Linked DNA regions of Homo sapiens: region 1 is linked to region 2. The links are chromatin loops, found by intact Hi-C in ENCODE. Cell type or tissue: pancreas. All regions are shown on one strand. Links, peaks and the distances in the headings refer to the core of each region. The heading gives the core; the rest is flanking DNA.

What was found. Hi-C counts contacts between places; a loop is a spot of excess contacts. Peaks named below come from ENCODE experiments on the same cell type or tissue, not always from the same donor. Only the 100,000 strongest peaks of a DNase experiment are listed, where the experiment ranks them.
Region 1: it touches region 2 in a loop (4-fold over the local background); 2 of 110 quality-filtered maps call a loop at or near these places.

Annotation. Positions count from the first base shown.
Region 1 is chr9:74,330,488-74,338,833 of GRCh38, reverse strand. No RefSeq gene overlaps it. Among named protein-coding and RNA genes, the nearest start is that of RORB, 160 kb to the left of the region's middle. In pancreas, for the core only: no CTCF peak of the experiment used is centred there; no DNase peak of the experiment used is centred there.
Region 2 is chr9:74,272,146-74,280,491 of GRCh38, reverse strand. It overlaps LOC101927329 (a long non-coding RNA gene), which reads left to right and starts at 5,106. Exons shown (of 5, transcript XR_242624.4): 1 at 5,106-5,379; 2 at 5,671-5,706. In pancreas, for the core only: no CTCF peak of the experiment used is centred there; DNase peaks (open chromatin) are centred at 4,341 and 4,471.

The DNA of each region.
Region 1 (8,346 bases), core at 302-8,301, 58 kb before region 2:
TCCAAGGTAAAAAGCTTTCTTTTTCTCTCTTTGACATTCAGGTAGCCACTTGGGTCTCTTCCAAGAGATCTTTCCTTTCTTTCTTGTTCTAAGGCCTTTTTAATAAACTTCCATTCCTGCTCTGGAACTTGCCTGGGTCTCTTTTTCCGCTCTATGCTCCTCAGTCGAATTCTTTCTTCTGAGTAGGCAAGAGCTGAAGTTGCTGCAGTCATGTACAGATTCGCTGCCTGTAACTCAGGGTAACTCAGATCTCTTCCACCGCTAACAGGTTCAGGTCTGAGGACTTCATTTCTGTGATTGCCATCTTCAGTTACCGTTGCTTAAGCTGAACCTACAACCTTAATTTTTTGTTGGCAACTGACATGGCCTTCTAACTCCTATGCAAAGTTTTTGTGTCATTTGTTGTTACATCTTTTCTTGTTTGGACAAAATTTATCTAGCTGAGATTATGACTACTTAAAAAAGCATTTTGTACTGTTGTCAATTTTGGAGCCATAAGGCTCAATAGAGAAGAACAATCACTTTCATGCCTGGAGACATCCCTTGAGGCATTTTACTTCTCAAGGACCAACCCTTAGGGAATATTGGGCCAAGTGAAGTATTCCCAAGAGAAAGAGGGCTCAAAGCAGCCAACTGTAATCTTCATGTATTTGTCAGCTTAGCTTTCTCAATGAAGACTGCTTTTTGAAATCTTACTCTTTCCTTTCTGGTTGCATCTTCTTTCCATCCCCTCTGATTTTTATGGGGCGCCTTCAGTCTGTGCAGCACTTCCTGCCCTTGCCATATTAAGAGACTTTTAAAGTCCCTCTGTTTCTGATTTGAATTACACACAAGTGTTTTGTAGTAACTGGTGCTTATTTTGGCCCTTTGTATAAGTAATTGAACATCCATTAACAGAAGATAATTGGTTGACAGTTTCATTATTCTTGGAATAAATGGAAAGTCTGTGGACTGAGATTGAAGAGGCAAAAAATAGTCTTGGAGATGCAGAGGGTAGATTTATAGAATATATTTCTATATTTAAGTGTTAATGCCACACTTAAATAGATGAAGCACATATTTTTTTCATGTTTTGATCCATATTTTTTACCTTAACTAAAGTGCTTCAAATGACATAAAAATATATGAATGGATGGAGCACCAGAAACCAAAGGTAAAAAATTCATTTTTAAAGTAGAAGTTCTTATCAAGTGAGTGAGATAACACATCTGAGGTAACTGGATAAAAATAAAAGTTATTGGTCAATGAATTGTTTCATCAGCATAACATCAAACTATAGTGTGATAGATTCCCCCCCACTCTTCAGCCAAGTTGATTGCTTAAATTGTAATGTGCTGCTAAAATGATTTTGTTAATTCCATGTGAATCTTCCACATATATAGGGGGTTATGAGTATATCTCCTGATTTTCTTTTGTGGGTGAACTCACCAGGTAGCATTGGTGAAAAACTAGAAAACCTCAGGTATGATTCACCAGCTGAAATTTTAATTGATGATATTGCCAGTATTTGTAGTAAGTTTTGCAAAATGGCAGGTTTAGGGTAACTGAAAGAGTTTATTGATGATTACAACTTAGCCCAGCTAAATTTGATAATGATATTTCACACCTATCCCAAGTAAAGAGGTGAACACTTACATAATGAAGATCACACTGTTAGTCAGTGTAGCCCTAGCCGCAACCCAATGTCTACATCAATAGAAGTATTATATATGACCCATCAGAGTTAGTAGAAGACATGCAATTCATGCAACTGATAATTCCTTCTTAACCACTCAATAAATTATTGTTCTATTAGATGTGAAAGATTTAGAACTTGGGCTCAAACTTGGACACTTGACTATCTCAAGAACCAGTCTGCCATGCTTACATTCTAATTTCCCTTTCCCTTGAACTTCAGTGATTCAAATGGAAGGCATTGTTTTGTTTGAAACAGCCGTTGATGGGTTTTTAGAGGAAAAGTGTCTAATTACTGGCAGCAAAATCCCTCTAGCTCTCCTCTATTTTTTTTTTTTTTTTGAGATGGAGTCTTGCTCTGTTGCCCAGGCTGGAGCACAGTGCCACAATCTTGGCTCACTGCAGTCTCCACCTCCCGGATTCAAACAATTCTCCTGCTTCAGCCTCCCAGGTAGCTAGGATTATGGGTGTGCACCACCACACCCGGCTACTTTTTGTACTTTTAGTAGAGAATGGGTTTTGCAATGATGGCCAGACTGGTCTCAAACTCCTGACCTCAGGTAACCTGCTCACCTCGGCCTCCTGAAGTGCTGGGATTACAGGCATGAGCCACAGTGCCTGGTGCTCTATTTTTGAAAGATAAATGAGGAGACTGTAGATGTTTAACGAAGTTCAATTATGTTTCCTTTTAGTTCTTGCTATTGAAGTTGATTTATATGTAACCACAGTGAATTGTTTATATCCACAATCAGTTTTCTTCTTGTAAGTGTGAGAGATCACAGTGGCATTTATACCTGCTAACCATAAGCTTTCATTAAGATGATTGATTGCTTGCATTGATTTGTTTGATATGTGGGCATTCCTGTGGTATGAATTTTCACTTTAAAATGTACACAGTTCATCATTTGGGCTCTTCTCTTGCATTGCTGTTAATGGGATTTTAAACATGCATTCTTCCAAGAGCCTTCCCTTGATTAGGTAAACATTTATTATCATTGAAGGAGTAAGATAGGAATCATTGAATGTTTTTCCGGATTTTGGGGGGGTACTTAATGAACATTATTATTCTTAACATTTAGATGTTTCTTCTACTTGATATCAGTGATTGCCAGTTTCTTCAGACCCCTATAACGAGAATTGGAAGCAGATTTATAATCAAAGGGATGTTCAACTTGTAACACTAAAAGGAGTAGAAACAACTCACACTAGTTCTTTTAATTGCTGGATGACATTTTAAAACTCCTTTTGAACTGTGATTCTGTGGAGTCACTGTACTAAGTGAATTGCTGCTTATTAGAAAATCTGACTCAGGAAAAAAATACATGCATACACACATATGAATATATACAATTTATATATATATAATATATACATATATAATATATGTATATATATAATATGGGTGATTTGGTACACAGGGAGAGAGGAATATTGTCAGCCAGATACACTTATTGAAAGTTCTAGAGAAAAAGTTTTGGTAAATAAGGTTCCCACCGCCTAGTACAAATTTCTAGCATCCGTAATTTGGAAGCAAATGACACTTACACACTTACAGTAACTTGTACTGTATCCTTCAAAAGATATGTCCATGTCTTAATTTAAGTACCTGTGACTATGACTTTATTTGGGACACAGGGCTGTTGCAGATATAATTCAATTAAGGATCCAGAGATGAGTTCATTCTGGATTTAGGAATGGACCTGAATCCAATGATTGTTGTCCTTATAAGAGAGGAGATGGAGATTTGACACACACTGGGACAAAGGCAATGTGTAGATGGAGGCAGAGATTGAGTTACACTGCCACAGCCAGGAGGCTTGGAGTGAGGAGCCAAAATGCCCACTACCAGAAGCTGGAAGAGGCAAGGAAAAATTTTGCCCTAGAGCCTTCCAAGGAAGCATTATTCTACACCTTGATTTTGGACTCCTGGCTCCCGTAACTGAGAGAGAATAAATTTCTGTGTGATAAGCCACCACATTTGTGGTAATTTGTTGTAGCAGCCTTGAGAAATTAATAAAATATACATACTGTCATCCACACGAAGGGCTCCCCCTAGATTTGTGCCACTTGGGACCTGCATGATTAGATAGCCCAGATCTTCATGTTTATAACACATGCAGTTATCCATTGCAAGATTTACTCCCCGGTGTTGATAGTTGTGACATCTGATTCATGGAATTTCTGTATTGTACTTTGAATTACTTGTTTTTTAATCTCAGTCAAGAAATTATATGTTCCTATAAAGCTTTCCTACTTAAATTTCAATCAAGATACTCTTGTGGACTTGGACACTTTACCTAGATTACTTAATAAGCACACTTTATATTCTCTACGGTTATCCCTTTGGCTTTTGTAAAATGCTTACAAATTTAGCACTTTATATGATCATATTTTTTATTGTTCTGCACACAAAATGTTTATGCAGTAATAAAATTGGAAAATAAACAGGTTAAGCCTCCTGCCCTTAGACTAAAAATGACAGGGACTCAGGAAGGAAACTCTCCTTTCTCAGAACTATTATTGTATTTATTGTCAGTATACTCAGATAAGCACTTGGCTATACAAAGATGGGCTTCATCTCAAATCATTTCTTAGGCATAAATCTTATCTTCTCAACTATTGGCGCCAGCTTTCTGAAAGCATCAATTGCCTTAAACCCTTCACGTGACCATCACCTCTCCAGGGATGTCTCTGATATAGTTGCTTGATAAATGCTAATCTGGCTAAATTGATGTGTGGGCTTCTGAGTCACACTTCAGCATTTTAGATCATTTCCAGAAATTTCTACAGGATGTGAGAATGTATGATGATGAAAAAATCATCAAACTCCTCCTTCTGACATCTATTACTTAATTGGCTGTCAAGTTTAGAAGAAAAGAACTTTAATATTATATGGAGAAAAGATTTTACAAACTGTAATCAATTGTTTAGGAGTCTAAAACCTCAAGAAGAAATACACATAACATATTCCTAGAGGAAGGTAACTTTGGAAGCTAAATTTGTGACAAGTTTTTTTGGGGAAGATAGGAAAGAAATTAGATGTATGGTTACAAATAGTTCTGTAGATTGAAAATTAGGCAGCTCTTTCAATTGGCAGGAGTGAAGGGGATGGGTAACTTTAGTCCAGTGCAGAAGAAAAAAAAGCATGGACTGGTCACTCTGTATTGAACTTGAGTATTTCTTATTTTAATTGACAACATTCACGTCTCTGAGCTTCTCATTTAGACTTTGATAAAATCAACTTGCAGAGGCAGATGGCAGGCTGTTATTTTTAATTCACAAGCCATGTTAAATGTATGCCATATGTTATAGAACTTTTCAGGCTCAGCCTTTTGAGTGCTACCACAATAAACTCACCAACTTACAGAAAAGGAAATCTGACAGGAAGAATTATGCACTTGCGGGTTACATTTTTGAAACCGAAGTCAGTTACTTGTCTCTTTGCCTGATTTAAGGAGGGGGTGGGTGAGGAAGAAAAACCTCTCAGCAAAATGAGAAGCCACACATTGAAATGGTAATATCTGTGTAAAAGAGAAGTGGGATTAGAGTGTCTGATTGTTGCTTTGTACTGAGAAGTGATATGTCATATCAACAGTATGACACCTCTGAAGAATATATAAGGCAGCCCGATATAATCCATAAAGAGACTCAAACATGAGTTCTAATTTGTATACTGCCAATGACCTTCAGCAGGGGCCTCTCTGGCCTTCAGTAGTACATACGTCAAATAAAAAAGAAGTTGAATTAGGTAATCCCTAAAACCTCTTCCCAAATTTACATAGAATTTACATTTGGATTTTACATACTACAAATCACAACCCATACTCCTGACTGCTTATGGTTAATTACTGCCATTTTTATAGGTGCCATATTATACATAATTGTTTCTTTTTTGAGCAATTCTCCACTTGACAAGACTTCTTCAGTTGCTATTAGTGAAGGTCACCATGGTCAACAAATGTACTGTTGAGTTACTTTCATGAAATCTATTTATTTATTCATCATATGTCTGTGATCTTTGTCTGCAAGAGGTTTAATATCTGAGACGTTATACTGGTAATAGACATACAAGCAAAGCTTTTGAGCACCTGCCTCTGCTCCCCTGGAGACAAGTCAGTTTCTGGAGACATGATTCTACAGATCAGGATTACTAGTTTCTAGTGATAAGGATTTAAGAAACATTTATCCACTGATGAGAACTTTTGCCAGTGTTTACTTATTGCACTATTTAATATGAATATCAGTATTCATATTAAATTGTCTGTTAAAATGAGTTTTTATGAACGTCTTAGTTTCCTTTTGGATTCCTTAAGTAGAATAGGAAATGCCTCCTGCTGCATGAGCAAGAAATGTAAGGGAATTGTTAGATGACGCCAGACATATCTGAACTAGTTGTCTGGGGTCTAGGGGTAAAGAAAGGGGGAAGCTCTACAAGAAAAATGCAAAGGAAGGCTATGGCTCTCACAGAATAATTTATGTGCTGCTCTTGTTTCCTTCTCATGGGATCCTCATCCTTTTAGTGCTCTGTTCTTATCTGGGAGTCCTGAGTGTGACACTCGTGTTCAGCCAGAAGCACAAGACGTAAGTGAGGGCTTACCTGGTGTGTCTTGAGTGGGGTGGAGGCAGGTAGCAGAGATCTGAAATTCATTCATAAAGTATTCATATCTTTGAATTAAATTGTGTCCTTTATTAAAGGTGAGGACTGCACAGGAAGTACACCTTTTTCATAACTCAGAGTCACCTTTGTATAACCCTCAGGCTTTATTCTTATTGTCACTTCCTAGTTTCTATTTCAATATGGTAAATGAACATAGCAGCTCCTTGAGATGATTTTCTTTCTCCTACCTGGTTTTCCTTTTGCCACCACAAACAACATTGCAAGAGAGCCTTCCCTTACTCCTACGCTCCTACTTGCACTTACACCCTCCACTTCTCTCTCTCTTCTTTCACACTCCTATACATATGCACACACACACTTATATGCAAAGATGTGTTAGGCATCTAGTTTTGCTGTTACCATTGTTCCCTGCCACTGCACAAAATGCTGTTCTTTAAGCACACTATTTTCAGAGTCATCTCTTTATGTGTTTGTCTTTCCCACTTCCTGAGCCGGTACTCCTTGAGGACAGGGGCTCTGTCCTATTTATCTTTATATTCCTAAAATGTTGCTGGATCTCGTACATAGAAAGGACCCAGTTAGGTGTTTATTGAGTCAAAAGGATAAACTGAGTAAAAAAGTTCAGTAAAGTACGAATTAACAAACAGCCTATCTGGTTAGGTCGAGAACTTCCTTGATTTCTAGGTCATTTATTTATTTGGTCATTCATTAGGCAATATTTTCATTAATGATTTCACAGAAGAGGTTGATAACACCAGAACTCACTGCTTGCCCTATGGAGTTTGTTGTTTGTTTATGTATGTGTGCATGTAAACCTGCACATGTACATTTAGAATGAGAACAGCTATTAAACTGAAAATTATTTGTTTTACAATGTTGGTTTAATCATTTCCACTAATCTTTTTGTTGCCTTCAAAGTTTTTGGAACATTTTTATATATAGATATCTGGTCAAAGTGTGCTGCACTGCCAACTGCAGTTGAGATTTGAGAGTCCAGAATAGACGGACCAGATGGGCAGCTTCCCTCACAGTAGAGTTTCCCAAAGTGCATTCAGCAGAATACTTGTTTCGAGGGGTGTTAAATGGGATGTTACTAGGTGTTATGAGAAAAGAAACAGAGATAGAGATAAAAGCAGAGCGTGAGATTTACATACTCATATCATATACATATATGAGAAACATTTGAATTAAATGAAGTTAAACAGATTTATTCCTTCAAGATTTTTCAGAACCTTTAATTCACCAACATACTTTGAAAAGGAATAAGAAACAAATTAATTTGATCATTTCTCCGATTTATTTTCTAGAAAACTTCTAATTTGTAAAGCATACCCATGGACTGTTGGTCTTATAAGACCATAGGAAATTGCTGGATTATTAAATGATTATTGAATTGTGCACTCCTGATTGGGCCACACTTTGTGAATTCATAGGTTCCTGTGGGTATGGTGTATATCTGAGATCTCTGCTTGTCCTGAGGTCTGATATACATGTGTTTCTAATTTTTCTCTATGTTATTTGACATCTGGCTTCTGGCCACAGTAGTAATGTTTCCCACTCATTCTCTTGGTTTCCTTCCTTTTTTCAGGCAGTGTTCAATTAGGCAATCAGAAACATCTCAAGATATTTTAAGCAGAGATTTGATTCAGGGAATTGTGTAAAAGGTATTGGAAAGTCGGAAAGCAAATAGGAGAAGGTAGAGAGGGACTGGAACAACCAAAGGACATTTTTGGTTTTGTTTTCTAAATTCATGTTCTTAAAGCTGCTAAGCTAGAGTCACCTTGCTCCTCATACTGAGTTGCTGGAGGTGCTGCTGCTGCCTCTGCTGTAATTGGAACCACACTGATGCCACTGAGTTGGACTCATCCAGGAGGTTGGAGTCTCACTGATGCTGCTGAAATGGCCACCCACGCAGCTAGAGCTCAGTTACCTATAGTTGCCTTCAGTTGCCTGTGGCTGGTACTGTCAATGAGTTGGCCAAAAGGAAAAATAAATGTCATCTCCCTTCTCCCTTATTTCCAACCTTCTGCTATTGTCTCCCATTGAAAGAACTC
Region 2 (8,346 bases), core at 147-8,146:
CTGGAGTGCAGCGGCGCCATCTCCGCTCACTGCAAACTCCGCCTCCCGGGTTCATGCCATTCTCCTGCCTCAGCCTCCCGAGTAGCTGGGAGTACAGGCGCCTACCACCATGCCCGGCTAATTTTTTTGTATTTTCAGTAGAGACGAGGATTCACCGTGTTAGCCAAGATGGTCTCCATCTCCTGACCTCGCTCGTGATCCGCCTGCCTCGGCCTCCCAAAGTGCTGGGAGTACAGGCGTGAGCCACCGCGCTCGGCCGAGGTGAACATATATTTCATATGGTCTCAAAACAAAGGAATCATAGGTTTGTAAAACAAAGCAATAGTAATTTGGTGATAACACCTGGACACAAAGCGATGCTTTACTCCATCATCCTGTCATTCAACTACTTATTTATTGAGCACCTATTAAACTAGGCATGATTGGAGGAGCAGCGAAAGGGACTTTATTTAGATACAGATCTTGCTTTCAAGCATGTTAATGCTTAAGATTCCTTTAACAGGATGAAATAATATGTGTACACCAAGAGGAAGAATCCAAGGATTATTTCTTAGGAAGGGTGAGAGGGGAGTATATGTGATTAACAGAACCGGGATAGAAAAGTCAACTTTTAAGTCTGAGCCAGCCTTGAAGGATAGATGGGATTTCAGAATGTGTCTTCAGGGGGACAGGTCTTTTTTTGGAAGCAATAACAGAGGCACATTCAGAGGAGGCAGGAAGGGACAGAGTGTATGCGGGGAGGGTGAGTGCTACACAAGAAATGAAAGGCAGTTAAACAATAATATTCACCATAGTTGATATGAGCCGAGCAACGAACTTTCACAAAACAGTGCTTCTTAAAACGTCCTCTGGTGTGTACTAATAGTCAACAGGAATTTGGTAGTGTAACTAGAGAACAGTTGTGGGGTTTACATTTCTTTAAATCTGAATCTTTAAAAATATTTTACAAAGTTTGCATTTTATTCTATAATACAAGTACATTTGTTTTCATACAAAAATATCTTAAATTATTTTCAGGAAAATGCCACAGTTTTGTGTCATGGGAGTGGCCCCCATCCCTGGATGTATGTGACCTGAGTTTGAGAAGCATGGACATACATTTGCTCACATACTAATAGCAGAAAATAAGTACAGAAAAGAAGATTAATATCAGATTGTGGTTGGCCTTGAGTGAGTAGTTCTTTTTATTATTATTTTTTTGATACAGAGTCTTGCTCTGTTGCCCAGGCTGGAGTGCAGTGGTGCAATCTTGGCTCAGTATAACCTCCACTGTCCAGGTTCCAGTGATTCTCCTGCCTCAGCCTCCTGAGTAGCTGGGACTACAGGCATTTGCCACCATGCCCAGCTAGTTTTTGTATTTTTAGTAGAGACAGGGTTTTGCCATTTGGCCAAGCTGGTCTCGAGCTCCTGACTTCAGGTGATCCATTGGCCTCGGCCTCCCAAAGTGTTGGGATTACAGGCATAAGCCATCACACCCAGCCTTGAATGAGTAGTTCTAAGCTAATGCACTCGGTAGGAATTCTTTAGGAAATGAGAGATGATAGAAGGTTTTAAAGCAGGATAGGCACAAAACCCAAACTTGCTCGAGCCAGCAGGACTGACTGGCAATATTTCAATGACTGGCAATATTAGCTGGGGAAGAAGAAAGGAAAGAAGAAGACCAGTTAATAGCTACCAACACAATTCAGTGTAGTGGCAGATATAAGGTAACAGAAGATAAAAAATACAGCATGGACTCAGGATGGAACTTGAAAACTGATTTGGAAGTTGGTGGATAATGGTGAGAGAGGAACACACACTCTGGGTAACTCTAAGGCAGGTAACTGAAAGGTCCATTAAAGGAAATAGAAAATGTAAGGACCAGAGGAGCAAGTTTGAAAGTAAAAGCCCATATGTTCCACTTTAAACCATTAAATTTGAGATAGCCCAGTGCCGTTCTAGCAATCTGACATCAAGAAGCGTGAACTTTTTTTTTTCAAAATTTCCAGTTATTTCATTAAGGATGCCTGGACTTCCAAAAAATCTTAGACGTGCTTAGTAATGATGTATCCATATTTTAAATCTATTTGTGTATTTGTATAGTTTTAATCGCTTGTTACTACTAAAATGATAACTTAATCCAGATTTTTTTGTTAAGTATTAGAGACTTAGGGAATAAAATAAACTTGTTTCAATTAATAAACACAACACCTTTTCAGTATAGAGAAGCATGGTAAGAGATTAATAAAAGACTTTGAAGAATTAAATATATTTTATTAGAATTAAATTGTATGAGGGAAGTAAAATACAAATTCAAGGAGAAAAGGAAAAGGTAAAATGGGAAAGAGTAGCTTCTTAATGTCCTTTTAAAAGAGATGATGGGATATTATCACATTGTATGTATGTGGTTTCCATTGGGTACATTTAAAATTGATGGGATTTCTATTTTGAAATATATTTATGATGTACTAGAAATTGCATGCTTTTAAGCTATTTAAACTTACAATGAAAAAATTTTAAATATCAATTTAGGAAATGTTGGAGGGGATATATTGTTATTCAAATTATTTTAGGAGACTTGAGCAAAACATAATTTGAAGAGCACTGCTCCAACATACGTAATTTGGAAATTGGGAGGTTCATCTTGCAACTAGCCTTGAATCACCTCTTTGTATGCTGCTCTTCTGAATTTGTGTTTCTTCCTGTTCCTCTTCACTTTGCTTGGACAACTTAGTGAGGCAGCAGCACGGAGCTTGTGGCTGGTGGTTTCCCTTGATGCAGTATTGCTAACCCCCAAAAAGTCCCTAGATGGGGGTGGTGGTTTGGGTGAAATACTGAACATCTGCCAGGCCTCATGCTGGGTGGAAATCCTGGCTCTGTTTCGTCCTTGGTGTGTGACCTTGGGCAAGTCACCCAACTTCTCTGAGTCCTATCTGTAAACAACTAATGTGGTTATGGAAAGGTTAAGTAAAATCATGTTTACACATTACTTTGCACCATTTAGCATAAGATAACAACTCTGTATAGTTCTTTTTAACTATTAAGAGTTGTGTATAGTCTTTACATATACTACAGAACAAATAGTAGTTGTTCTCAGGGCAACTGGCACCTTCCCAAGCAGGTGAATTTAAAGAGCTTTATCACTTTTCTGTTTATCTTTTCTCTTTTAAGCAAAACGAGTCTTTCATTAAGGAAATAACTAACACAGGTAAATGACAGTAAAATGTTGAAATTGTATGTGTTATGCACTCTGCTTTCCAGCAGCCTTTAAACATCTTTTCTATCACTGGAGTATTGCTCTATTTGTGTGCCCTAAGGTAGCGTGTGCTGGTAGGACACACTGTGGTTCTATAAATCAGATGCATTTACCCAGGACTTGGGTTAGGAGGTGAGGAATGTCAATCTATTCTCCAGGTGAGGGTTCAGTAGAGCCATAAAGTGTTCTTGGACAGTTTCAAGTCTGTGGTACAGAAGAGGTCCTGGTGCTGGTGACCATGGTGATGGGAGGAGAGTCATGTTCCTGGTGGCTTTGCCAACTGTAGCACCTAGCTCATGGTGGCAGAAGTAGCAGATGACCCATAAAACTACTTTTGGACAATTTATATATCTTTCCAGAAAGCATGGCACCTGATTTGGAATCTCAGCCTTCTCAGATCTTCTGTGAGCCTCTAATATCTTTTCAACAAACTTCTTTTTCGGCTTCACCAGTCTACTACTTCCTGGAATGAAACAAATATACAATAGGTGATTTTAACAGTGCAGGTTTTGAAAGAAACAAGTACCTATGGTCTAATATTAGGCACAGCCTAATCTAATCTCGATCATCCTCAGACTATTTTGGACTCTCCTTGTATGATACCACACCTTACACAGATAGTGCTATCTCATTGGTGCCTGCAAACCTCCAGGCTTTGTGCTGTACAAGCAACTATATTCTTCTGGTCTTTTAATTTGGAAGTTCTCAAACTTTTATCTGTTGTCAACACAGTGGACGAATATGAAATCATACCTGTCACGGTGAGAGGTGACAGCATGCTGGCAGCCCTGGCAGCCCTTGCTCGCTCTCGGCGCCTCCTCGGCCTTGGCGCCCACTCTGGCCACACTTGAGGAGCCCTTCGGCCGGCTGCTGCACTGTGGGAGCCTCTTTCTGGGCTGGCCGAGGGCGGAGCCGGCTCCCTCAGCTTGAGGGGAGGTGTGGAGGGAGAGGCACGGGCAGGAACCGGGGCTGCGCGAAGTGCTTGCAGGCCAGCGCGAGTTCCGGGTGGGCTAGGGCTCGGCGGGCCCTGCACTCGGAGGGGCCGGCTGGCCCTGCCGGCCCAGGCAGTGAGGGGCTTGGCACCCGGGCTGGCGGCTGCAGAGGGTGCCCCGAATCCCCCAGCAGTGCGGGCCCACTTGTGATGCGCTGGGCCTTAGCTGCCTCCCGACGGGGCAGGGCTCAGGGCCTGGGGCCCGCCATGCCTGAGCCTCCCCGGCCAGCCATGGGCTCCTGCACCACACGAACCTCCCCCACGAGTGCAGCTCCCTGCTCCACAGCACCCGGTCCTATCGACCGCCCTGGGGGCAGAGGAGTGCCCTGGGCGCAGGGCATGGGACTGGCAGGCAGCTCCGCATGGGCCCCCGTGCGGGATCCACTGGGTGAAGCCAGCTGGGCTCCTCAGTGTAGGGGGGGACTTGGAGAACCTTTATGTCTAGCTAAGGGATTGTAAATACAGCAGTCAGAACTCTGTGTCTAGCTCAAGGTTTGTAAATGCACCAATCAGCGCTCTGTGTCTAGCTGACCTGGTGGGGGCTTGGGGAATCTTTGTGTCTAGCTAAGGGATTGTGAATACACCAATTGGCACTCTGTGTCTAACTCCAGGTTTATATATGCACCAATCAGCACTCTGTGTCTAGCTCAGGGTTTGTAAATACACCAATCAGTACTCTGTATCTAGCTAATCTAGTGGGGACTTGGAGAACTTTTGTGTCTAGCTCAGGGATTGTAAACACACCAATCAGCACCCTGTCAAAACAGACCAATCAGCTCTCTGTAAAATGGACCAACCAGGTCTCTGTAAAATGGACCAATCAGCAGGATGTGGGTGGGGCCAGATAAGGGAATAAAAGGCTGCCCAAGCCAGAAGGGGAAACCTGTTCCGGTTCCTTTCCACATTGTGGAAACTTTGTTCTTTAGGTCTTTGCAATAAATCTTGCTGCTGCTCACTCTTTGGGGCTGCACTACCGTTATAAGCTGTAACACTCCCTGCAAAGGTCTGCAGCTTCACTCCTGAGGCCAGCAAGACCATGAACCCACAGGGAGGAATAAACAACTCTGCAAGGGAGGAACGAACAACTCCAGCTGCACCGCCTTAAGAATTGTAACACTCACCGCGAGGGTCTGCAGCTGCTTTCTTGAAGTCGGTGAGACCAAGAACCCACCAATTCCAGACATAATAGCAGTGGGGTGCTGTGGGAGTAGGGGTGAACTGGAGACACTACAAACTGGAGAAGCTGGAATAAGGAAGAACATTTATTGGGTGAATGTAATTTGAAAAATTGCAGAGCAAAAGCTGATTTACCAATGTTTACCCCTAACACTGTCTACCACACCCAAACAGTACTAATCTAGACTTGATATTTGTTTTATAAAATCAGATCATAATGACAGGTCTTAAATAGTAGTAAATAATATTTGTATTCTCCTTTTTATAGGTGTATGTAGAAAAGGAAGGACAATATCTCAGGAAGGTGAGCTCCTGAGAGGGACTTTGTCCTATAATCCATCCATCCCTGGAAAATACATGAAATAAGACTTGGAGATAAAGGCTGAATGCAACAGTAAGCCGGTATAAAAGTTATGTTCTGGGAGGCAATGCTACGAGTTACAGAGGAGCACTTTATTTATTTGTGTATATTTATTTTTAATTGGTGTGATATTTAGAGTAGTCAATCATTTTGACCCCTCTTAACTACTTATTGATCAGAATATTGCTAATTCCGCATGGTGCATATACTTTTTAAAAAAGACTTATTCAATTACAGTGATGAATGTAATTTATTTGTCTTTAAATTTGCTCTGATATTAATTAATGAAAAAATGCATTACAGCCTCTTTGTAAAAGATGAGGGCAAGGTAAACAAGGCATGCTGTCTCTGAGGGCTTCAGATTTTATCTCTAATACTCAAGATGATAAACTTAGATATTACATTAGCTTTAGATATGTTAGTAATCAAGTGTGGCCAGATAGCTGTCTCCTGATTACGTATCTGAGAAGATAAATATGGTATTTATGCCAATCAAAGTCAACTTCAATTCACTTTTTGACGAGTTCCAAGCTTAACAGAGTGTTCTGCAAACAGAAGCAGCTTAAGAGATCAGCTGAAAATGAAAAAATTATTTATCCCTCAGCCATCTTAAGGCTAAAGATAAACAGTCCCTCGATATATTCCTTAAATGTGAGAAAAGCTGCAAAAACTTAGCAGGTTTACTGATATGGCATAACTTATGTAGGAATTGTCTGGTCTATGAAAAGGTGTTTTTTTAAATTGTGAAAACAATGTCACAACATTACAAAAAATTGGGCAAATACAAGGGAAGATATCAATCATAATTTCAACACTCAAACATTAAAATGCAATATTTTTGATATTCGTGGGCTCTCTTCCTTTTGTTTTTCATCCAAACGATCTTCCATTATTGCAATCACAATGTACTCATAAAAACTTTGTTCCTTCTTACTAAAGTTAGCTGAAGAAGGATTTTTATGTGTTGCGATATGGACTTACAATTATCCATTTTAAAAATTGCATAGTTTTCAATCAGGTAGATGCACTGTAATTTAACATTCTCTTAACTGTGGACATCTCATTTACTTTTAATTTTTTGCATAAAAGAGTTTCCAATGAATGTCTTATGATAATCGCGTTTTCCATTTTGGGGGGAATTTCTTTAAGATAATTCCTGGATTACATAATGACATTGTCTAAAATTTGGTGGCTTTGGTAAGACCAATTACAAGGGGGTGTTAGAGACTAAAAGCCAGTTTTCAATGGGTTGAAGGGTGAGTGGGGGTGAAGTCCTAGAACATTTTTCTCCTGACTGTAGAAAATATTTTCAACAAAATAATTGAAGCTATAGGAACAGGAAAGAATGATTAAATGAAGGAGGTCCTGAAAAGGCAGGAGGGGTCCAGAATTGTTGAATGCCCATGGAAAGTTAACAGTAGGAAAAGGAACATCTCCCCCTTTAAGTGAGGGAAATCACAATTGTAGATATGGATGCAAGTTAGCCTGTTGGTTTAGTGACAAGAAGTTGAAGGAGTTGCAGGGGTCATTTGCCTGGAGGAGAACAGAGAATATCTACAATGGTCATTATTAAGAGTGAAAGAAAATGGACTAATGATAATAATAGCTTGAAATTTCTCTTGTGTACTCCATGTGATTGCAAGTGTGCTGAGTGCTTTTTATGAATTGTCCCATAATAGTTGTGTCATTTTCCACCAATTCTTAATGGCACTAGGATAGGCAGGGTGAAGAATTTACTCAAGTATGAGTTTTTGCGAGGTTAGTGCCATGGAAGAGCAATGCTAAAAGGCAATTAAGAATCTTGGCATGAGAGATGGGTGGGATCATCCTTCTCATGTAGATGGTAGAGGGTATAGAAGAGCATGCACTGTTGAATATTTTATGCAGAAATAAGGACAAATGTGTGCCACTGCATTGGCTGAATAAACCATAAATAAAAGGACAATTCGGGGGGCCAAATCTTTTGTATTACTGGAAGAAATCTGACTCTGATATTACTGGCTTATTTCCCCACTAGCTGGGCATGTCCTCTATTTCTGCACAGAGCGCCAATGACATACAGGTAGAAAGCACAGTGGAAAAATAGAGTTTAAACATCTTGAGTGGTCCTAATAATAAGAGGAGTCATGTATTGTCATTAACATCATCCTGGAGAGGCATACAGCACAGGCTTCAGGGCCAGCCTGCTTGAGTTAGATCTAGGCTCTGCTACTTACCAGCTGTTAACTTTCAGTTAGTGTTTCTATGCCTCAGTTCTTTCACCTGTAAAAAGGGTATGATAATGGTATATGCCTCATAAGATTGTTTTGAGGATTATAAAATCAAAACCTATAAAGCACTTACAGAAGCTAAGTTTAGAGTAGCTGCCATCAGGTTTATTATTAAAATAACAGCTACCACTTGTTGAGGCTGTAAGTACTAATGATATGCTAAAGACTTTATTACTTTAGTTCATCTAATTCTCACGAAAACTTCCTGAGATAAGACTATTTTCTCCATTTTACAGATGAAGGAACTGAAGCTTAAAGAAATTAAATCACTCACTTTATGCCATTCCAACTTATAAATGACAGAGCTTGGATT